3 separate regions of the Mus musculus genome follow, and regions 1 and 3 are each linked to region 2. A link is a loop called in an ENCODE intact Hi-C map of the cell type or tissue named here. Cell type or tissue: heart. All regions are shown on one strand.

Evidence for each region. Peaks named below come from ENCODE experiments on the same cell type or tissue, not always from the same donor. Only the 100,000 strongest peaks of a DNase experiment are listed, where the experiment ranks them.
Region 1: it touches region 2 in a loop (5-fold over the local background); 10 of 42 quality-filtered maps call a loop at or near these places.
Region 3: a loop joins it to region 2, with 7 times the contacts of the local background. A loop is called at or near these places in 5 of 42 quality-filtered maps.

The regions. Positions count from the first base shown.
Region 1 is chr8:82,963,627-82,971,626 of GRCm38, reverse strand. The region is part of intron 1 of Rnf150 (ring finger protein 150); the gene reads right to left. Among named protein-coding and RNA genes, the nearest start is that of Rnf150, 100 kb to the right of the region's middle. In heart, no CTCF peak of the experiment used is centred here; a DNase peak (open chromatin) is centred at 3,256; H3K27ac peaks cover 2,405 bases.
Region 2 is chr8:82,859,325-82,867,324 of GRCm38, reverse strand. It overlaps Rnf150 (ring finger protein 150), which reads right to left and starts at 3,969. Exons shown (of 7, transcript NM_177378.4): 1 at 2,835-3,969. The coding sequence starts at 3,315. In heart, a CTCF peak has its summit at 4,140 (motif pointing left); DNase peaks (open chromatin) are centred at 2,824, 3,614, 3,724 and 4,074; H3K4me3 peaks cover 2,353 bases; H3K27ac peaks cover 1,383 bases; H3K27me3 peaks cover 354 bases.
Region 3 is chr8:83,045,823-83,053,822 of GRCm38, reverse strand. The region is part of intron 6 of Rnf150 (ring finger protein 150); the gene reads right to left. Among named protein-coding and RNA genes, the nearest start is that of Tbc1d9, 120 kb to the left of the region's middle. In heart, no CTCF peak of the experiment used is centred here; DNase peaks (open chromatin) are centred at 3,992, 4,502 and 6,702.

The sequences.
Region 1 (8,000 bases), 100 kb before region 2:
TTAGACTTCCTTTGGGGTGGGTATGTTCAGGAGCCACAAGAAGTGAAGGCATGTTTGTTTGCTTGATACAGGGTCTCTCTATGTATTCTTGGTGGTCCTGGAATTCACTATGTGACCAGGTTGACTTGAACTTACAGAGATTCACCTGCCTCTGCCTCCTGAGTGCTGGGACTAAAGGTGTGTGCCACCATGCTGGGTTGAAGTGTTGTTTATGAAAAGTGACTAAATCTATTACTTATTATGTGCATATCTAGTGCAAGAGGGATCCCTCTGGCACTGTGTGAAGGTGGCAAGTATGAGGAATTGGTGTAGGGTGTAGTAAGCCACCTGGTGCTGAGAACTAGACCCTGATCCTCTGTGAGAAAAGCGAACCATCTCTCCAGCCCTCCCATCCCCCCACAGGGTGGTCTTACTGGGCCGTATTGCTCTTGCTCCTGTGAGAAGACGAGGCCCACAGAATGATACAGCCCAGGGGGCGCCATACATGAAAGCATCACGTAAACCCACAAACTATTATCTTACTGCATCAGAAGTTCAGACTACGAAACCAGCAGTGCCAACCAAGGGGCAGGCAGGACAGTGCTTCTCTGTGAAGCTCTGACGGAGGTTGTTTTCCTAGCTATCCAGCTCCCAGACGTGGCTTATGTGCTTCAGCTTGGAGCCACATCACTGTGACCCATTTCCTTTTTCCTATTTCATTCTCGCACTCTCTCTGAACTTCTTGTCTCTCTTTTATAGGAGTTCTTATAATTACAGGATCATCTCAAGTTCTAACTTCATCGTATCCATGAAGTACCTTTGAACTGAACATGACAAAGACTGCATTTAAGCTGTCATTACTCTGGCCACAGTCAAGGGTGTTAGTGGCGTATATTTCTGGAAAAAAAATCTCACAGGAGTAGGTACAGCCTTCGAGATCTCCCCAACCACAGTGAAGTCCCCTCGTTTCCCCAGCTTTAGACATGGACTGTCTATGTGGATGGGAAATTAAGATTATGATTTCCTAAGGTCTACTTGGATTGGGATAAGAGCTGACTTCAGAGACACTCAGCCCGTATTCCTCAGTGCTGAGATGGAGAACCATCTCCTTGATTCCTTTCCCCTCAAAAGGAGATACTTCCAGTGCAGCAGCCAGTATTCAGCCACAAACATGCTCTTGGGTAGAGAATTCTAAGAAAGGCAGACACATATCATAAACCCTGCCCAGGAAGGACCATGGGCCTGGTCCACTTTGGCATAAACCAAGGTTATATGTGTGGATACTGCTGGCATAACAGTTATGAGTTGCCTTGTTAGGCCTAAAAATAGCCACTACCAGTGTCAACTTTCAAATAATTACCTACTCCGTCTCAGCTTCCCCAAGGCCTCATAACCACAGCAAGGCACACACACACACATGCTTCCTACCCCTCTAAAAGAAACACCTGGAAAGGCTGGAGCCAAGAGGAAATTCAAGAGCCCTGGCAAATCCTGAAGCCACACCCACTCCCTGCTCTGGCTGCCATGCTCTCTGCTGAGCTCCCTGCAGGATTCACAAGGGGTCCAGACTGAAAGCTGCAGCTGCATCTCCCCACACTAGGAGTGACGGTTGTCTGCTAGACAAAGGACAGGGCTTTGACAGGAGTGGATGCTAGAGCCCCAAGCCATTAAGTGCACGACAGACAGCAAAGAACACAGGACCATGGCGAGGGTGATACTGACTAGAAGGCTTATTTATGAAAACATATTGACAGTCAGACACACACACACACACACACACACACACACACACACACACACACACACACACACAGAGAGAGAGAGAGAGAGAGAGAGAGAGAGAGAGAGAGAGACAGCATTGCCTATTGAACCAGCCCTAATGATCTGAAGCCAGAGGGTAATATCAAAGGGTGACCTTATTGTGGTAGCTGGACACAGGACAAAACCACACTTAAAAGAGATCAAGGTCAACAGTTCTGAGAGTAAGGAAATCTCACCAATGAAAAGATAAGGAAAGGTTCCACCTGGCAAAAGGCAGGTGATCCCTTTGTGAGGCTCAGCAGAGTGGCAAAAAGGAGCACTTACTATTCAAAGTTGCTCCCTGTTTTTGCAGGGACCTAACAAAATGGAATCATTTCTCCATCAGTCTGAATCTCCTTACCAATACTTAATTTCTCCCAGTTAAGAGGAACTGTAGTATTATGTACCACAGTGGAAAGAAAACTTGATGATCAGGAATGCTTAAAACACCCTAGCTCTTCTACTTCACAGCTGCACCTGGACTTCCACAGAGACAACCACTGTGTCTGCTAGTTCAGAAGGTCGATGAGGGAAGAATTCATGGATGTTAAAGTTACCCCAGAAATACCTGAGGGGCAAAACCATATTAAGAAGTGGCTGGGGAGTCCCAGAGTCAGGCTACTTGACGCCAGGTAGCAAATGCTCATTGTGGGCACAAACCAGGAGCAAAAGGGCATCAATAAAGACATCAGTGGGGAAATACCTTGGAGAGGGAGTTTGAACTGGGGTAACGGGGCAGTGAGAATGTTCCAGAATGTGAGACACAGAGGCAGTGAAGCTACACATACTTCCTCACTTGCAGGAAACCATCTCATCGCAATGGGCATCCACTCAGAATCCTCCTTTCCAGACACACTGGGAAACACCGAATCTTCTATCCTGGACAGGTGCACAAGACTTTCTACAGAGCAACCTGACTCTTAGCAACTGACAACCACAGAGGTGCACACACACACACACACACACACACACACACACACACACACACACACACCAGAAAATTAAAGTATCTGACTTCTATGTAGGAAGTACTCACACATAAAGCTCTCTGTGAAGTCTCCCTGTTGAGGTGGACTCAGGAAGTTATCAGTGCAAAACAAAACTGCCTAGCTCAAGGTCCTTATGAGCTTTATGGGTCATTGGGTTCTGTTATAGAAAACAAGCCACCCATCTCTGGTATTGTGTAGTCAGGCAGCCTGAGAAGACATGACTAGGGAGAAGAGTAGTCCTCTCGCCAGAGGTCAGCTGAGCTTGCGGGGAGGGCTAACTGCCCTGACCTACAGAGGGGCACTGTTAAATTAGACTGACAGTATGAAGAAGGGGAGGTCAGGGTCCCACCTGCTGATCTGGCAGCTCTCAAATACAATGCTCTGCTATCAGCCTCTTTGACCATACTTTTCTCAGGCATATCTCTCTGCTTCTTCCAGCTCATGGGATGTGGGATCCATGACACACAGATAAAGCATGCACTGCCAAGACAGCTTCCAAAAATAGTGCAGCTTCATACTTGTGAACTATAAACAGCAGCTTGTAAGCAGGAGTTCCCACTCCATGAGAGAGCTACTTCAGTTTGCAAACCAGTAGTTGCCACTGCCAGAGTCCACTTACTGTCCTCAAGGTAGGCAAGGCATGTGTCCCACTGAAAGTATTCAGAAATTTCAGCCCTTCAAGGAAAAGCAGTGAGAACATGCTCTGTCTCACTAACAGACAACGGCATAGCTATCCTTGCAGTTGGCCCAGGGAGAGAGGTGGAGCTAGGCGAACATTCACCCCCCACCCCAAAGAAGTATGTGACTGCTCTGATGAGCAGATCCAAGACCCCAGACGGCACAGATCCACCCAGACTTGCTGTGGTCTCTGGCACTAAACACTGTCATAATGAAGCTGGAGGGTGTGGAGGCGGGAAGCCCGTCTGAATAAACCACTTTGCCTGTGTTCTGTGCACCACGTGCTTTTATGAATCTTGTCTAGGATATTTTATTTCTATCACTTCATATCTGAGAAAAACACATCCTTTATGAGAACGTTAAGGGAATGGACAGATGTGAACACACAGTCCAATTTACTAATGAGAAAGATTATCCTTTATGGCCGCCTTCACTCAGCCTGCACATGCGGCTACTGGAGGGCGTGTCCTTCCTTGGCTTCCAAATTCAGAAGATCGTATGGAAAACTGCATTGCTGGATCTAGACAGCCTGTGTTCAGGTCTTACTGCTCCCTCTTAACCCCCCCCTTGCTTTCCTGTTAGCTTGATCATCTGCTTCCTTTCTCTCCTGCTTTGCTGAGGTGAGCTTGGTGGATTTTTTCCTAGGCCTCTTCTTGGGAAACCTCTTCACTCCTGAACATTTGCCACCCTGACAGTCTTTTCTTGTCTTATGTGCATAGGATTCCTTCACCAGCTACAGTGTTTTTAAATTTGCATTTACTCATTTGTGTGTATGTGTGTGACCATACGTGCTCATGTGCATGCCATGGCAAACATTTGATTTGGAAGTCAGAGGACAACTTGTGGGAGACTGCTCTCCACCACATAGGTCCAAAGTATTGAACTCAGGCCGTCAGGCTTAGCAGCAGTAAGTGCCTTTACTTGTTGAGCCATGATAGTTTTGATTATAATTTTTAATCTTGAAAAATTTGTAGAACTCTGAATGGAAGTGTTTTCCTCTTTGAATCATTATTGTATTCTCAACGAACAAAAAGACATGGTTTACCAATAAAATATATTATGTTTGAAAAATAACAAGTTAACATATTGGCAATGGACTAACAACTCCTTCAGGAGATGAAAAGAAAAGGCAATAAAATTTTCATGTATAAATCAACAGACATTGGAATAGACACCAATGTCCACATGTGTCTAGTGTCCAGATGTGTTCAGATGTGTACAGTACCTTTTTTGATTCCAAAATTCTGACTTGGTTCTTGCCTTACTCTAATCTCAAGACAAAGGAAATAGGAGTGTAGTTTTAACTGTCTCCTTACAAGCCAAATATGTACTTTCCTAAAATCGTAATTTTGTTTTTTCCCTCGAGACAGGGTTTTTCTGTGTACCAGCCCTGACTATGTTAGAGCCCCCTCTGTAGATCAGGCTGGCCTCGAACTCACAGAAATCTGCCTGCCTATGCCTTCTGAGTACTGGGATTAAAGGCATGAGGCACCACCACCCTGCTAAAATCTTGTCTTTCAATGTAAATTTTGTTTGAATGGTCAAGAGAATTTTATTTGGATAAATGCTTTCCCTCTGGGTTTTCTTCCTTTTAATTTGCTAGAACCACAAAAAGCAGCAAATGTAAATAATATAAAATATATTTAGAATGATAATAGAGAACAACTTCAGTTGAGCTCTTCAGGATGCAGAGTGTAATAAGTACTAAGGAATGACTCTCATAGTGGCAATTTATCTGTAGCCTTTAATGTTGCTACCGGGGCAAAGAACTAAAGATCATCCCAGTTTTATTTCTATTTTAATAGTGGTGCTAAATAAATATCCGAAATGCAGACTCACCCATTAAGGTACAAGCCATATATTTCCCATATCTGTGTCCATTAAGTTTATGCTGAACTGTCTCTCCTGCTTATGCCAATACTTGTACAAAGCCAGCACACCCTTGAAAGTCTATTTGTAAAAAATGCAGAACGAACTAAATTCTGTGTTGTACCATCAAAGCTGACTCTCCCAGCATCTGTCCTCGTCTTTCTCTTGCGTGTTGTTTAATTTAGATCCTCCCTCCTGACTTTTTGTCAGACCATTTCAGACTTCTCATAGGTCACAAATTCTGGCTCATGATTACAGTACACTTTCCTTGGCTTTTTCAATTCCTAAATCTCATGTTCAGTCCTTGGTAGAGATTTGCATTTCCCACCTTTTAGTTGTACAAGATAAAGACAAAGCCTAATTTAAGACAGTTTTGTTTGCTCCTTAGTTTGCTTTTTGGAGTTTCCCACTGATTGTTTTTCTGCTTGTCACCACCTGGCTTTATAACAAAATCCAAATGTACAGACGTGTTATTTATGTTAGCAATGAGCGTGGGAGTTGGTTTGTTTAGTGGAGGAAATAGAGAAGAAGTGGAGGAGACGAAGCGCTCCAGTCTGCTGTGTTTCAGTTAGGACAGGTTCCCTAAAAATTGAACATTTTACTCCTTAGCTGCTCAAAATCTAAAGTGCATCTTCTTTATGATGAGGGGTGACTTGATGAGGGTAGAACTTCCACGGACCTCTTCTGCAATTCTCAAAGCAAAGCCTGCAGAGACCAAAGAAGGGCCGAGGGTTCTGATGAAACTGACAGAAGGAGGCGTCATCTCTCCAGCTAAATTCCTAGGCACTTTGTGGATCATCTCCATATAGTGTGTGCTTCTGAAATTCTTCAAACAAGGGAAACAACTGGCAAGAAGTGAAAATGCCTCCGACCAAATTCATCAGTACACACAAAATAAGGTATGAGTGTACACAGTAGGAAGAGGGCTCTGATAATGACGTGTTTGTTGTTAAAAATATGGTTTTAAGGGCAGAGAATTAAATTCTAAGAATGACGTTAATAACTTAAATCTCTCCTGATTTTATAAAATAATATTTATGAATGCTTTTGCCAAAGAGGATTTTAAGCAGTGTGGAATGCAGCTTTGTGCACCTTTCTGGTGTTAAATTTACTCATTCCATACAACATTTGTGTGTGCGTGTGTGTGCATGTGTGTGTATGTGTGTTTCTATCTGTTTTATATTTATAATAATGACCAGCAGAGCAACTAAAACTTGTTCCTAGCTTGAGTTCCCATTTTAGGTTGGGGAATACAATATCTTGGTCCCAATTAACTTCATTACAGACAATATGGTAGTCAAAGCAGAATACTTACTGAGATAGAATTTTGAGCCTCAGAAATGGTTCTCAACCAGGGTTTCCTTTGTGCCCTTCCCCCACCCCACCCTCCCACCTCCACCTCTGTCAGTGTAGGAGCGTATGCACAACTTGTTCATGATGAAGTGCTCACCAGATCAGGTTATCTGATTCCTATCTTAGCTCCATCAACACTCTCCCATCCTAAGAACAGATCTATGATGTCAACCCTTATCCATCTGCTGTCCTTACCTCCTTCCTCTTCTCAGTCTCAAGCTGTGCCACACTAAACCATTAAGAGCCTGGGTGAAAACCATGTGGTTATATAAACACTCACTATTTCTGTCTTATGAAAACACTTCCTCGTGAGTTATTCAATATGCTTCTCACATCAGAGGATGTATGTCCTTCTTGGGATGGCACTGAAAATGTTCCTATTTAATCTACCCCCCCAGCCCCTGCCATGATAAATTGCTAAACTTTTCATATAGGGTGGCTGTAGATCCCCAGGAAATAGGAATTAAATTTCAACAAGGTGCAAAACTATTAAGCAAGGTAGAGGCAGCTGTAATGTGGTAGGGTAAACTGAGGGAAGTCTAGGAGGAAGTTGGGCTCCTGTTTCAGCCCTGTCACCCAGAGTTCCCCACCCTCATGGATCCACCATCTTCTCAATAGCAAAAGTCAGCTTCAGTGATCTCAACAGAGTTTTCTTAGTTGTAATGTTAGAGGAAACATTACTTGCAGTAGTCACAACATACTTGGTGTCCTGCTGCACTGGGTAGTCTGACCTATGCACCAAGAGTCCGTCTCCAAAATGCAAGAGCTGGGACAAAGCTCAGTGGTAGAGCACTTGCCTAGGTAGCACAGACTCAGCACTGGAAGCAATGCCTACCACTGCCAGGAAGACCAATGAGTTGAAAGGATGAATCAAGAGTCAGATCTGTCATCACCACACTAAAGCCACTGTAACTCAGAGATGGCAGAACTTGTTTCTACACAAAATTACTTACTACGCAATGTTCCAACTCTGAGAGTTGTTAAGGACTGGATTTTGAAAAGGAAGGCAAAGACAGGCTATGGGACTATTTATAAGAGGCAAACGCACAGTATATTATCATCTTACATGGTGCCATCCTTCAGGAAGACATGGGTACACGGTGCAAATCTCTTAGGAGAGGTGAAAGGGGAGAGCAGAGCCCACCCATGGCCACATTTAATCCATCCTGTAGTGGATTGCTCTGATGCTGCTTGTATTCTAATGCTAAATACTGGTTCCTCAAGATGCAGTTGCTCCTGAAGAGCAGATCCTCACATACTCAAATGATGCCATGTGAACCCTCTTCCCAATTTAGCTGGTCAACAAAAGGCTAGAGCCTGTGATTCAGCAGT
Region 2 (8,000 bases):
GAGGAACGGAGGGAGGGAGGGAGGAAAGGAGGGAGGGAGGGAGGAAGAGAGGGAGGAAGCAGTTATGGAAGATTTTCAAAACCATGGATTCAGAAAAAGAAGAAACTGAAAGAAGGCACACAGGAGAGAGAGGGATGAAGAGAAAGGGCGATAGGGAGGGGGAAGAGAGAGGGGGAACAGAAAAGGGGTGGGAAGCTGGGCAGTGGTGGCGTATGCCTTTAATCCCAGCACTCAGGAGGCAGAGGCAGGCAGATTTCTGAGTTTGAGGCCAGCCTGGTCTACAGAGTGAGTTCCAGGACAGCCAGGGCTACACAGAGAAACCCTGTCTCTAAACAAAACAAAACAAAACAAAACAAAACAAAAAAAAAGAAGAAAAAAGAAAGGAAAAAGAAAAGGGATGGGAGAGAGGGGAGAGAGAGGGAGTGGTAGAAGAGAGGGGAGAGAGAGAGAGAGAGAGAGAGAGAGAGAGAGAGAGAGAGAGAGAGAGAGAGAGAGAGAGAAAGAAGAGAGAAGGATGGAAGAAATAATTTATTTAGTTGAATTTGTTTCTGTCTGGTAATTAGGGCTCTATCACAGCAGATGATAAACACTATATGTAGGCTCCAAAATTCTAAACCCAAGCCTTCTCTCCCCCAAGCTGTTGTCTCCTCAAATCAGGGCATTGATGGAGAAGTATGGCAAATATTAGCTTTTGATTTTCCTCTAAACTCAGGGACTGGATTAAAAAGGCCACAACCATGTCCCCTGGTGCCCTGCAATCTGAGCTCACTAAATAACCATATTCCATCAACATCTAGCCTGTATATGGTTTCCTAAGTGAATTCCCAGGTCTGACTCATATTTAATGAGGAGAAAGTTGAGCCTTCAGGCCCTAGAAGAAAGTGTAGGACATTGATTGACAGTGAAACTCATATGCTCACCTTGGTCACACGAATCACAGTCCTGTAGAAGTCTCCCCCTCTGACTAATGTGGGAATGTGTCCAAGGCATAACAGGGAGATCAAAAATAACAGCAGACACAACTTTTATTTTATTTTGGCATGGAGAAATATTACATTAACTTTTAGACTATCACCAACCCTTTCCTTCTTAGTATGCCTTAAGCATCCTTTGTGTAGAAAATCAAATTATAGTTTTCTTCAAGACTGGTGAGCCATTAATTGATCCAGTGTGTCTGCTGTTCTGAAAGCGGTTTCTTAGACAGGGACAAACGATAACTATTGTGCTGTGCACAGAGAAGCTCAGCTTAAGATTCCACGCTCACACACAGAAAAACATTTATGGAACCCTTAAATTTCACTATGGAACCTTGGTGTTTACAGATCCCAGAATAACTCCTGCATGCCCTGCTTCCCACTCCCTGAATCTATATTTTCCATATTAAATGTTAATTGAAAGATGCCTTACATGACTTGGATACTCTTCCATAGTGCAAATATCCTTGGAGATCAAGTTTAAGCAGGGGCCCTATGACTCAAGGTCAGAGTGCAGGTCTCTCCCTGGGAGAGTGATTGTGCTCAAGGAAATACAGCAAATGTCTCTAACGTGCAGGGTCAGAAGTTTTCTAAGAAGGTAACGGTTTCTCCTCATGAAAACCATGCTGTTTTCTGGCTCATTTTTCATTTTGCCTCCCAACCTGTTTTCCAGAAAGTTAACAAATGCCCTTGACTACAACAGCTGGTGTTGGTTACTCTGGGCAAACTAATTGTATATTTCACGAATAGATGCTATGAACTCTTGAAAGAGAGATCTGTCTCTATAGAAAATATGTCTGCACGTACAGCCAATCTGCATGTTCCATCCCAGTTCTTTGCTTATTAGAAGCTTGGGCTTTAATTGCAACAATTGTTCTGATTGGATGACTCTGCCCAGAACGACACTCCAGTCATTTCTCCCACATCCTGCTTGCAGGAAATGCTGTGAGGGAAAAAAGGACCCACCTCTCAGGTGCCTCTGCATGAGCTTGCGCTCAAAGAAGGCAGTTTCCTATAACCAGTGGCCTGTGCTAATAAATATGAATAACATAGTCTTGTTGCTTCTGTTACTTCTCTCACGAAAACACTGTTTATAGACTGTGTTGAATTGGGGCAATCATGCTTATTTTTAGTCTGGCCCCTGTGGTCACTGACAAAGGTCTTTCTTGAGTGCATCTCGAAACCAGATGCAGGCAGAAGACAACACAGCAGTAGAAAGTAATTCTAACGTTGTGGCTATTCTTGGCTTGTTGGGCATTGCAATGTTTCACCCATGCTCCCCGTCAGTCCATCTCTCTAGATGACAACCTGGCAGAGCTTTGAATATTATTTACTTATGGTCCCAGCAAGGGGAAGGGCTCCTGAGAAGGGCTGAAACCTGACTTGGGAGAGCAGTTTGCCGATGGTCAGCTGCAGACAGGTAAGTTGACCTGCCTCTTGATACACAAACACTTGCACCAGGTATGTATATCTGATACACACAACGAAGCGCAGAGACAAGTTATTAGAACTTCCGGTTCCAAACAGGTGCTGAAACGGGTCACTAACAAGAACAATATCTCAGCCCTGTTTCCCAAATCTCACTTTCCAAATTCTCCTGGGAGAAGACACTCCACAGCTTGAACCCTCTCCCGAACCAGACTCTCCGATACTCCCCCAACATACTGAAACCTCTCATGCTTGTAACCTGTCCCCCAAGCGACGCACAACAAAACTTAATAGGTTCATACATAAGAGACTGGTCTCTGGTGCTGCACGGACTTCTCAGCCAGAGGTGCCCCGGAGGCGGTGCTAGATCTCCCTAGACGCTTCTCGGGCTCCCCTCCCCCACGTCCGCCAGGCACCCCCCGGGTTGCTCACCTGCGTGGGGCATGGTGATGGTCTCGTTTGTGTTGGAGCCCACGTTAAAGATGACCACAGCGGAGGCGTTCTGCAGGAACGCGTTCCGGATCTTATCCCTGTACGTGCAGTTGCCCTTGGGGATGAGGGCTATCCAGTGCTTGCCGTGGGCCGGCGCGGCGAACTTGGTGTTGGGGTCGCAAGCCAGGCGGTCTTGGGCCGAGCTGGCCATGACCACCTCGCCGCGCGCGTCCTGCTTGGGCGAGTGCTCCCCGTATCGCCCGCACTCGCTCTTCTCCGTGTGCAGCTCCGCGCCGCCACCGCTGCCCGCCACCGCGGCCCCGGGCTCGGGCTCCAAATAGGTGATGTTCACGAAGGCGGTGTACCATTCCTCCTTCTCCGCCACGGTGAAGTCCAGGCAGAGCAGATGCACGAAACAAAAGGAAAGCAGCCATGTTGAGAGAGCCAGACTGCGGCACGCTTGGATGAGAGACATTGTCATCTCTCTCCTCCGGGGTCCCCTCCCCGCCCCCTGCGCCCTCCCCCCGCTCCGTCCCTCCTTTCCCTGCCCCGGCCAACCCCGGGCAGCCACTCTGGTTCTCCTGTCGCTGCGACTCACTCCCTGGCCGGCGGAGCTCCGGCTGGGACGCGCAGACGCTGCGGAGACCGGATCCGGGACGAGCGGGAGAAACCCGCCCTGTCCCCTCTCAGCCGAAGCGCGGCGCTGGCATCGGGCTTCCCGGGTGATCGCGGCGCGGTCGCGGAGCGGGCGCCGCGCACTTGCGGGGGAGTCCGGCTGCCAGGCGTCCTGTTCCTTTGCCCCGTGTCGCCTTCTCTCATAGAGGTGGCGGGGTCCTCGGGTTTGGAAGGGGTGGCGGCTCTGCTTGTCGCGGCCGAGCGGGGCGGGGGTGGGGTGCTGGAGATCCTCGGTGCTGGGACTATCGGTCCCGCTGCAGACGCGGAGGTCGCTCCTGTTATGCGTGGGTTCCCATGGGCAGTAGGCGCTGCGCTTCTGGCCAGACTAGGTGGCTACGCCCGGGACACTCACTTGCCGAGGGAGGGGGAGGTACGGGGCAGATGGGATGGGGGAGAGCGTGAGGAGAGGGATACAGCGTTTTGTGTGTGTCTGTATTTGTGTGTGTGTGTGTGTGTGTGTGTGTGTGTGTGTGTGTGTGTGTGTGTGTGTGTGTGTGTGTGATGTGCGCGTGCAAGGAGGAGCTTAGTATGATGTCAAAGCTCCTGGGCTCCCCTTGCAACGCTCACTCTGTCTCTCTTCCTGGGCGTCAGCGACCTCTGCTGGGCCTCAAATTCAGGCTTCGACAGTTGCGGGCAAAAGGTAAAAAGGACCTTCAGGCCTTTGAATTGGGAACAATTAATTGAGGGAGTCTTAAATACAGCAAAGTGTAGGAACCTCTCTGGAACAGCATTTCCGTTTGCTGGAAGATGTGCAGAGAGTTCTCTGGTATTTATCCCAGCACTGATTGGTCATGAGGCCCCTCCCCCCCGCCCCCCCAGACCTGAATATTTAGGACAGTGGCTGTCAGAATTCCAGTTTTAAACCAGGACTGATCAGCATGAATTCAGGAGAATTTCACATTTATTAAGTCAGGGGTGGGGTCCTTGGTGATGCACACTCTGCTGGTCTAAGGACCAGTCTGTGGTGTGGGTAAAAGTGACTTCTTTTCCTCTGCTCTGGAAGCCAGCTCATGGCATGGCGTTAGTTTTCTTAGAAAATGGACCTCTCCTCATACTTTAAGATTGAGACATTTTGCCTCCATTCCCACTCTAATAGCCCTGCCTTAGAGGATTCACAGCGTCAGTAGGTGGTATGTGTGTGTGTGTGTGTGTGTGTGTGTGTGTGTGTGTGTGTTCGTTACCATTTTAAGCTGTGTTTTCCAGTTGTGACAGAGATTAAAAGAAACCAGTGGAGAACAGTTTCCTAGAGTCGTGTTCTAATAGCAGAATTCTTTAACAATTAGATATCTGGTTGGTTGTTACACTTCCTCATTAATGGTTTCTGTAGTTTCAGAAACCAGTAATATAAAATGTCTACTTATTTATACATACACAAATATGGTAGTGCTTAATGATTTACATTATATCTTCCACCTGGTTCTCTTTCCTGTGCCTCTCGAGAAGCACTGAGAAGCCCAGCAGTTTTTGTCACAATATACACATCCTAGGTCTGGACATCACAAAACAGAAGATGGATTCTGGATATATCCTATGTCTAAATATAATCCTCAAAGGACGAAGGACTTGAATGATTATTAGGGGACCAGTTGTTGGTAATAGGAAGGAGTTGTAGGTACAATAGATCAGACAGGTTGGTGTTTGATGTGTTCAGAAGCCATAGTGAGCTCATCAGGGGTGGAGAGAGATGAGCGATGGAAAGAATGAGATGGGATTAATGGTGGGAAGATTCTAAGTGGCCTTGCAGTTTAATCTGGGTGAGAGGAAGATTCCTGGGAGATGTCTGGACAGAAAAATGTGGTGTTATATGAGAACATCAAAGTTTTATTCTGACAGTACTGGAGGAAGGATAGAAGCAAGGAGGGCACTTAAGGAGCTGCAAAAATAATCTGGGGGGAAAGCCAAGAGAAACGCATGCTGAGGAAATGGCAGAGCATGCTAAGGAGTGACTGGCTCATGGGGGGCTCTGGAGGTGGAGTGGAGTGACTGGCTCGTGGGGGGCTCTGGAGGTGGAGTGGAGTGACTGGCTCGTGGGGGCTCTGGAGGTGGGGTAGGCACTGTTCTCTGATGCTTTGGTGAGGGTGGTAAGGAAAATACAGAAGTCAGGAAGCAACTGGTGTAGAGAATCTCTTAGATGCATCACCTGTCAATAAATAAAGGCTTATGGCCAATGAGCTGAGGCAGGAAGTGGAAAGTGGGACATTGGCAGGAAGAGAGAGGATTCTGGAAAACAGGGAGAGAATAAAGAGAGATTCCAGAGAGATGCTAAGAAAGAAGATAAGGAAGAAGCAGCCTGGGACTGAAGGAGAGGTAACTAATCATGAGGAAAACAGAATAGTGTGAATGGATTAAATAAGTTATGAGCTAGTTAGGGAGTGAGTCATGGCTTATGGCCTAGGCATTTATTAGCAAATAATTAGTCTCAGAATTGTCATTCAAGTAGCAGGGTACAGGAAAGGAAAAAAAAACCCAACAGATTCACTTATTTACAAACTAGAGTTGTCATTTTGTAAGATGACCAAGATTGCAAGGGGCACTTTGGGTTTAAGAATCAACCGCTTTAGATGTATTCGGTTTTAGGTCACCAGAGTCACCAAGATGGCAGTTTGGTGCAGCTTGCCACATTATTAGGTTATGGAAGATTAGATCAGAGCATGTGAAGAATTTTTGTTATTGTCACACTAATAAGATTGCCAAATTGTGTTTTTAAGGTTGGCTTCATGAAGCACCAAAGTAAAGGGGGCTCTTTAAGAAATTCTTAAAAATAGTAACAGTGATGAGTCCCAACAGGAGGACTCTCTACCAGTCCAAGTTTCTGGAGGACTCCTTGGTGGAGGTAGCAGATTTTCAGGAGGTTTGGGTCTGAGTCAGAAGCAAAGAGCAGCCACACTGAGGAGTGGAGGGTACTCGGTTCTCTGAGCACCAGCCAAGTGGATTTTCTGTAGACACTCTCCACCTTGGCAACCATACTGAGTCTCACCACCATTGTATCCAACATGCTCAAAGAGACTCTGACCTTAGACATTTTACAAAGTGAGTTATGTCATTTACAAATACAATTTACTATGGCTTTACGTACATACCTTAATAATTTAATAGAGGTCATATGTATAGAAGTTTCGACGTCTGGGTTTCTTTTGTCTTACTTCAAAAAAATTTATCTTGATCGATCAGTCCCACCTAACAACATTGATGATCATTCATTAGCATGTATCTTTTATTATAATAAACTCTTAGATAACTTGATCTGCCTGAAAACAAAAGAAATCTTTCAAAACATATTCAGTGAGGCTATGGAAGGGGAAAAAGCCATCCAATACCACAGAGCATTGTTGGGATACCGAAAACATAATACTTGCCTAAAGCAAAACCTTTGAAAGTCAGACCATCCTAAGTTGCCCTCTCAGGGGATGGTCACCTCTCTCTTTTATGCGGCTGTGCTCTTCTGGATGCTCAGAGGACTTTGATATGATCAAAGATTTTACTATCAGATGTAGTAATCCAAATGAATGCTGAATGTTGGTTTGTCAGATCTAAAAACATACATATCAGAATAACACAGTGAGAATAATAATTCTAGGTTTAGATAGAAAAAAAAACAGGAGTGTTCAAGTTAGATTGATTCCATTTCACACATTTAGTGATGATAATCTCAGAAGAACCAGCTGGGTTTCCTACTAGTACTTCGGGTCCAAGCATCTGCCACAGTGCCTGGCTTAGAGTAGGCGTTTGTAAGTATTAAGTGTTACATACTAACAAGGAGCTGAGGTTTCTGAGGACTGGACCATAAGACAGGTGCTATTCTAAGCTCATATATAGACTGCCTTGCTTGGTGCTTAGTTCCTCACTCCAGCTTTACAGCAGCATTAACTAAAAGAAGTAGAGTAGCTTCCCTGAGGTAAAAAGCCTGGCATACCTGGGAGAAGGACTTTCTCTCCAGAACTCGGCTGGGGCTATGGTTTTAAGGACAATGCAATTGCTCCATAGGCTCTTGTCTCTGATATTTCCCAGTTTCTTAATTTTACTCTGATTTATAACTTCACTTCCTTTGCCTCTGCCTAATTCTCTGTTCTTGTTTTCAGGCCATCAGGCCTACCTCATTTTCTCTCTTAGGGAAAATGATGGCTTTCCTAGGTGTCTTGCCACCAAGGGTGGGCTGCTTTGCTGCTCTGAGACCATGTATTCTGCAGATGGGAGTGTAAGAATGCTCACAGTCCAGCAATTTCTCTGATTCCTGATACAAGCACATTGGATACAAATGGAAGGCCCCAGAAGCATTCTTTTGAGCATAACACTATACTAATACTATCTATGTCTTCCTCCTTTGTGTTTTTATCAAATTCTCAAATTTCAGAACAGTAGACCCGCTAAAATAGCTATTTTGTTTCACTACTCTGGCTTATCAATTGACCTCTTTCTGTTACAGCCCTTGATAAACTGTTGAGGTTTCATCTGGGCTTCTTTGCTCTTACCGGAAACTTTCCAAACAACTTC
Region 3 (8,000 bases), 190 kb before region 2:
TTGCAAATCCACAGGCAACTGCAGAAGACATGGCTCGTCTCATGAGAGCTGCCATGACTGCGGGGATCAGCTGTTGCCAGGAGGAAAGAATGCACATCCAGATTGCCAAGGTCAGAATTCAGGTTCATTTGCAAACCCTGCGGTATTTAAATGTTGGCTCTCATCAGAGCTGCAGTAAGAGAATTTGGATAAGCAAAACCATACATGCACGTGTGTGAGTGTGCATATATGTGGACATTTGGTGTGGTTTGTGTGCACATTTTTTTCTTGTTTTTTTTCCCCTTTTCTTGGATATTTTCTTTATTTACATGTCAAATGTTATCCCCTTTCCAGGTCTCCCCTCTGGAAACCCTCTATCCCATCCTCTTTTCCCCTGCCTCTATGATAGTTCTCCCCCTCCCACCCACCCACTCCTGCCTTCCTGCCCTGGCATTCCCATACTGGGGCATCGCATCCCCTCAGACCCAAGGGTGGCTCCTCCCACTGATGTCCAATAAGGCCACCCTCTGCCACATATGCAGCCGAAATCAAGGGTCCCTCCATGTGTACTCTTTGGTTGGTGGTCCAGTCCCCGGGAGCTCTGGGGGGTCTGACGGGGGTGGGGTAATGGTGGTCTGGCTGGCTGACACTGTTGCTCCCCACATGTAGCTGCAAACCCCTTCAGCTCCTTTAGTCCCTTCTCCAACTACTCCATTTGGGACCAGTCCAATGGTTGGCTGAGAGCATACGCCTCTGTATTTGTCAGGCTCTGGCAGAGCCTCTCAGGAGACAGCCATATCAAGGCTCATGTCAGCATCACTTCCTGGCATCTGAAATAGCTTCCAGGTTTGGCAACTATATATGGTATGGATCTCTAGGTGGGGCCGTCTCTGGATGGCCATTTGTACATGTGTGCATCAGTGTGTGCAAGGGCATATATAGACATAGGGCATTGGGATTGACTTTCACTTTGAATACTGGTGTATACTCTAAGGGAAGCTTTTGGAGTATGGAAGTCTGTCTCTACTCATCCCAACAGTCCCAGACATGGCTAGACTAGAGAGCAGGTATTCCAACTGATGAAATCACACGTGGGCCCTGCATAGATATGGGGAGGAGAGTTTGGTTAAATCATTAGAGCGCGATCTATTTTCTTTTCTCTAGAAGTGTTTCTTGCAATTCTTTCATCCCAAAGGGAGGCATAAATTTTAGTAAGGACCACCAATGAATTAGATATTTTTAGAGGTTGTTTTGTTTCTTCTATGTGTCTGTGTGAACTTGTTTGCTCTAAATTTGGAGATGTATATCAATGGGAGTTTTTAACTTTTTTTTTTTTAATTACAGCAAAGAACAAAACCTGGCAGATTTGAACTGCCTGGTGAATCCATAAATCAGCTGTCCTAGGTTAGTGTGCTCAAATAACCACCTGAGGTTACAGGTTGAACGCCTATCTATTAAATATGTCTGAACATCATTCTGCCCCAAATATGAAATGCAAGACATCTGCATTTTTCTCAGTGCTTGCATAATGCCATAGGTGGAGACTTCCACATCTGACAATCCATAAGCAGGCACACTGAACACATTGGACTAGGCTCTGTGGGAGCACAACATATAAAAACCATGAAGGTATTTCATGGTTAGATATGGGTCCGTTTCCAAAGATACCATTTTATGTATATGCAAACAGTCTTCCAAAATCTGAATTAAAAAAAATGGAAATCCACAACATGTGGCTCCCAAGCCTTTCAGATCTGGGCTACTCAAGTCACGCAGAGAGAGCTCTGCATGGAGCAGGCCTTTGGATAACCTAGGAACTGACTCTAATGGGTTGCTGATTGATTGGTGGGCTGAGCAATGATAACTCTGATGACCTGAGAGGTTTCACTGCAGGTGATGCTACGAGGAAGGCGGTATTTTAAATGACCTCATGCTCTTAAGGACTGTAGTTAATGTCTCCGTAGTTGTTCATGATCAATTAGTGAAAAGATAAGCCACTATAAGCATGCCTGCTGGTCTCTCTAGAGCAAATACAATTCTGAGAAGGACGGGGTGATATCAGTTCTCAATGCTACAAGCAAAAGGTTTAGAATCTAGCTTAACAGCTATTAGGCCTTGGGGAAACATGAATAGTCTATCAAGAAATTTCAGGGATGGGGGAGATGGCTCAGTGAGTGCTTGATATGTAATCATAAGGACCTGACCTTTAACCCCACATAAAAACCTGGGTGTGGCCCTGCTCCTGCCTCTAACCCCAGGTCTTCGAGAGGTGGGGACAGGAGGATGACTGGTGCTTGGTGGCTCCCAGCCTACCTCCAGGCTCAGTGAGAGACCCTTTATCAAGGGAAGAAGTCAAGTCAAAGATTGATAGAGTAGGACATCTGGCATCCTCCATATCCACACACATGTGTGCATGCACCACACACACAAACACATGCATGCACACACATGCACATGGACACACACCCCATGGACACACATGTGCACACACGTGCAAACAACAACAAAAACATCAAAAGATGTGAAGTTAACACAATGGCAAATTTCTCCCTTGGTGGGCCATCTTTACATCCTGTATTAATTTCTGGAGTAATATAAAGCATTAAGAATCACCCTGACAATCCAAAACAAGACCAAAGAGCTTCATGAAGTAGGTGCTGAGCATTTGGTCTCATGACATTTCTAAGGTTCTTGCGGAAATTAATGTGCAGTTAGGAGCCTTTCTCCAGGGCAACTCCCCTGCTGCTGCCTCTGCTCCTTCACCTCTCCCCACCGCTCTTACTCCCATCTCTACTGTGTAGTATGCACCACGTCAATGACTATAAATAATAAATCACCAGTCCATTTTCACAAGGCATTAGTCATCCTCCTCCTTGCTTATGACTTAGGACTAGTTTATCATTGTATACCTCTGTCTCATGAGAAACAGGGTCACAGTGTCATTGCATAGGAATTATAGGGATATGTGCTCCAGCTTGAGTGCCCCTGGAAGATATATTTAATTTTTGACTAGCAGGCAAAATAACATTGTATGTGCCATAATACAATCTCCCTCATTTTCAATTACTACTGTTGGTTACCTTAAATTCACTATATCGAGGTAGTGGTGGCACAAGCCTTTAATTTTAGCAGTTGAGAGCAGAGGCAAGAAGATCTCTATGAGTTCAAGGCCATCCTGGTCTATAGAGCAAGTTGCAGGACAGCCAGGGATACACAAAGAGAAATAATGCCTTAAAAACAAACAAAAAACAACAACAAATCTACTGTATCCATCCATCCATCCACCCACATATCACCCATCCATCAGTCATCTATATCTATCATCCATTCATTATCTACCTATTCTTCCACCCATCCATCTACCCATACATTCAATATGTACTCTTGAGATGGCAAGTGAGGATCAAAGTCCTTCTGAGATGTGGATGCTGCCTATAAACAGAGCTACAGGCCTGCAAATGTTCTCAGGGACCATCTGTTGGTGTAATTGCCCAGGAGAAAAGAGGGTACATGACTTGCCTAAGATCACAGCAATTACCAGAGACCAAACTAGGAATAAGGCTCAATTTCCTGCCTGGGGCTAACAGTCTTCCCTTGGTATCTGTTACCATAAGTAGCTCCTGGAGTGTCGCCATTTGTTGACTTTTCCCTCTGTAATTCTGTGACTTACTGGACCCCCAGCCTCTGAACTGTTAGAGCCGATCCTTACCTGATCGTCACTTCAACCAAAAGCCTCCTCAGCTGACGCTGCCTTTTTCTCACTCTCCAACTGACAGAACTTTGGCATGATTTGACAACTGAAGTGCAAACAGGAATGTGGTGTGTGTGTGTGTGTGTGTGTGTGTGTGTGTGTGTGTGTGTGTGTGTGGTGTGTGTGTGTGCATGCATGCCTGTTATAATGTGTATATCTGGTGCTGTTGGGACACCCAGGAGGCATGGACCTGCCTGTATGTTTTCCAGCCAGCCCCAACAGGGCTGCTGACTTCCTGCTCAGGGTAACAGTTTTGTAAAAGTACAACTCTGCTCCTTGGCCCTGTCCCCAGCTTGCTCTGGTAACAGCTGCTGAACCATGAGGCAGCATCATGAGGAATTAACCAAATTAGAGATGGTACTGTCTGTGAGAAGCTCAGAGCATCTGAGACAAAAGAAAAAAAAATCCCAGCAACAAAAGGGATTAATCTGTCTGTGCAATCTCTCCGGAGGACAGATTTCTTCTAGATGGATCTTGTGTAAGATCTAGGCACAGCACTTCAAGTGGCAATCTGCGGTTGAAATGAATTAATTTTCTCTCGGACTGTTTGTGAATCTGTGGATTGTTAATTTTCCCGGGCAGAGACAGCAGACACACAAGACTGGAAAATCCTGGGAGTCTGGCCCTGAGTAGACTTTCCGAGATTGGCAAGTGTTTTTCATTGAGGAGGAATGTTGTTGTGGAAAGCCCCGTGGATTGAGGACTGGGGGCCTCCATCTGGGTGCACTTGATGATTTAGGCATTTGCTGGCCGCAAGGCTCTCTGCTCTCCACCACAGCTGTGCCTCTGCTGAGACTGCCCCTGAGCTGGAGAGCTGAGGGCTGATGCTGCTCTAGGGACCTGACACATGGACACTTGGAGACTTGTCTGGAGCGGAGTCTCCAGCTGCAGACACTTCACTTTGTATAAAAGTACTCCACTGTGGCTTGCCGGTTTCCTGGAGAGGGGCTGGTCGTGGGGTCCCTCATCTGAGGCGAGCTGATTGATTCTTTTGTGTGCCACAGTGGAACATGCACACAAATTAAAGTGCTCGTCTTGGCCCCAGAAAATGTGTATCTTATGGACACAGAGGGAAATCAAGCCATGGGGTGATTTCTGTAGTGGAGGATAGCTACTCTGACATTTCTGGTTTTAGTGCCAGAGAGAAAGCGGCTAGAGCCACTCACACCGGCAACCCCGTTGTACAAGTGGCTTGCTTAATTTTCCGTGCCTTTACTTCTGAGCACATGAGTATATCTTATACTCACACAGAGCCTGAAAGGCTACTTTTCAAAAGCAGTGAAGTAGAGTTGCCTATCTGAACTATAATGTGATGGATGTTCATACCAGCACTCTCTAAGTGACTAGATGCCCAGAGTTCAAGGTCAGGCTCCCTGGGAAAGTCCGTATTACAACCCCGACTCTTGTGTTTATGTTCAATTGAGGTCAGAGCAGGCCTCGGGCCATTTCCAGTGATGATAATTACAAGTAGTTCATCAAGTGGTCATTAAAAAAAATCATGGGACTTCAAAAACAGAAGTGAATGTCACTAGGAACCAACAACAAAAAACAAAAAAAGACACTTTTCAGTGTGAAGAGTCTCTAGAGAGCTGTCTGTTGAGTTTTTCCCTGGATCAGAGACAGGGAGTCATTTCAGAGAGAAACATTTACTCCGAAAAAAGTCTGTGGAAGTTTTCTCTATAATTAGTTTGAGGCATGTGTCTCTGGAGGATCCAGGCTGGTCCCTGTGACAATAGCTAGAGCTCATGTGTTACAGCCACTTTAAATACTGCAGTTCCTATGGTCAGCAATAATTTCCCTCTTGTGAACGCAGTTTGGAAAGTATGAATGGCACACACGTGCTTGTGCACATAATACACATGGGGGGGCAGGCATGTGTGTAAGTCTATTCTCCATCTAATGACTGACTTTTTAAATGAGGAGACATCGGTTAAATATGCAGCCCACAGAGAGTATTAACACACCCAGGCATTTCTTTTGTGAGACTATTCCTGTCTTAGTTTCTCCCAAAAAGATGTTGGTAGCAAGGAAGCAGGAGAAAAGGGCTGGGGAGATACTTCAGTGGGTCAAACACTTGCTGTGTACAGTGAGGACCTGAGGTTGAGCCCATGTAAAAAGCTGGACTTGGTAGCTCACCTTTTTAATCCTGATGCTCCTACAGAAAGCTGGAGTTGGAGACATAGAACTCCTGAAGCTCACAGGACAGCTAGCCTGTCACACAAAGCAGCAGCTCACTGTGAGACCTGCCTCAAGGAATGTAAAGGGAGCCCACACACATCTGATGTCCGCACACTGTGGCATGTGTGCACCTGCATTGATACTCTGTCTCAGAGGAACTCCTGAAAGGACGAGAGGCCGCAAGAAACACTGGTTACCAACTGACTCTGGTGTGCACAGGATTCAGAGACCAACGCTAGAGAGCAATCAACACAGATTGATTGTGGGGTACAGGAGTTGGAATGGAAAGGGCACAGAAGGAAACAAAGTTTTTCTTTTAATTTGGCTTTGAGTCTCTTAATTGTCAAGTTAGGAAATAGTCCATGTTTGGGTCTGCTGGAATACTCACCCAGGGGCAGTGGTGGACTGGGGTGGTCTACTCAAGCCATACATTTTACTGGTCAGTAAAACAGAAATAAAAATACATCCTGAAGTTGTCACAGGTCCTGTGTGGACCAAGGTTGAAGGGAAGTTAGCAAAGGAAACCCATTTCACCTTATACTTTAGTTGGCTAAGTTCTGTTAGTCTCCGCACCCACTCACACATATTGCTTCTCCAAGGCCTGAAAGGCATCACTTCTGGTCAGGCCAAGTGCTTTTCAGACTGTGCTGGGCATCTGAGATCGCACACTTCTGCCTGTCTCTGTCCTTCTCCCCCTGGACTGGCTGAGGCGGGCTGCAGCAGGCTGGCAAGTGGATCACAGTCCTTAGGCAGCCTTCTGAAGCTCAGCATTATCACAGGCCTTTGGAGTGCTTCAAAGGGGAAGGAAGGAAGGAAGCAGACTGTGGAGTCAACAACCCTTTGAAAATTAAAGGGAAGGTTTCAGAATTTCCTGGGGCGATGCCAACCGGAGCGCGAGGGATTTGGGAAGGTACAGTCGTCTCCCTCAGCGCCATTCTCTAGCTCCTCTCCGGAGTCCCCAAACACATGGGGATGACTGTTTAGCTGTGTTTCCCTTTGTTCCTAGGACACCTTTTCCCTCAGTGAAAGCAAACCCAACATCGGCAACCAGCGCTTGGGAGCAAGAGGCAAAGGTTTTGGCACGATCAGGCCTGCAGGTAGAGTGTAGCAAGGGACATCTGAACTCCCACCCACAGGACTTAAAAATGAGGTCAAAGGAGAAAGAACGTGGTGTGGACTGCTGTGGCAAGATGACAACAACTAGGCCATCAGGAGCACTGAGAACAGATAACGGAGACTCCCCTTCCCCAGTTGCAAGCCAGGCACTTCATGACTTTGTAAATGCTTTGTTTACTTTCTCCCCCTTTTCTGGGAGCTGAAGATGATCCTTTGATGACATCTTTGGTGGCAATCTGCGTACATTTTCCCGCTAGGTCCTGGCGGGACCTAGCACAGCCATCAGCTCTGTTTGCCTAGGGGAAGGGAGGTAGGAATGACAGTGCCGATGCAGCTGAGCGAAGTGTGGAACTTCTAGGATGCTTGAAGAGGCAAGAGGTGAATAACTATACTACATGGGAAGTGAGCCAGCCAGGGTGCATTCCCTGACTCCACCCTATATATCATCTGACTGTATGTAAGGAGCCAGTGGCTTGTTTTGAATTCCAGATACACCTGTCACTAGAGTATGAACACTGGTCAATTCCATCCATCTCTCAGGATCTCTACATTTGAATCAATGAAAGAAAGATAATATTTACCTCACAAGACTGCTGGGAACAACTGTATGAAATAGGCTTCAAAGAGTGCTGGCTGGGGCCTGTTGCTATGGATTTGTTAGCTGCTACTAGCTCTTTATTTTCTGCAATTCTCTGGCTTGTGCAGATGTAAGGACAGAGAGTTTAGTTTGATACCAAGGTCTCCATTTGACTGTTTGTTTGAGCCTTACAGCAGTATCGTCCCATCTGCTTGCTTTTGCTTGTTGTTCCAGGGATTGAACTTGGAGCCACACCCATGGCCCTCTACACTGAACCCCAAGCATGAAGCACTGAGTCCAAAGTGTCAGACAGCATCACGGAGCTGGTGAAAACAGCAATCAGCATGCGTTCAGCAGCGGGGTTATGGTTGCTCACTTACTGATTTATTTGAAGAGGGC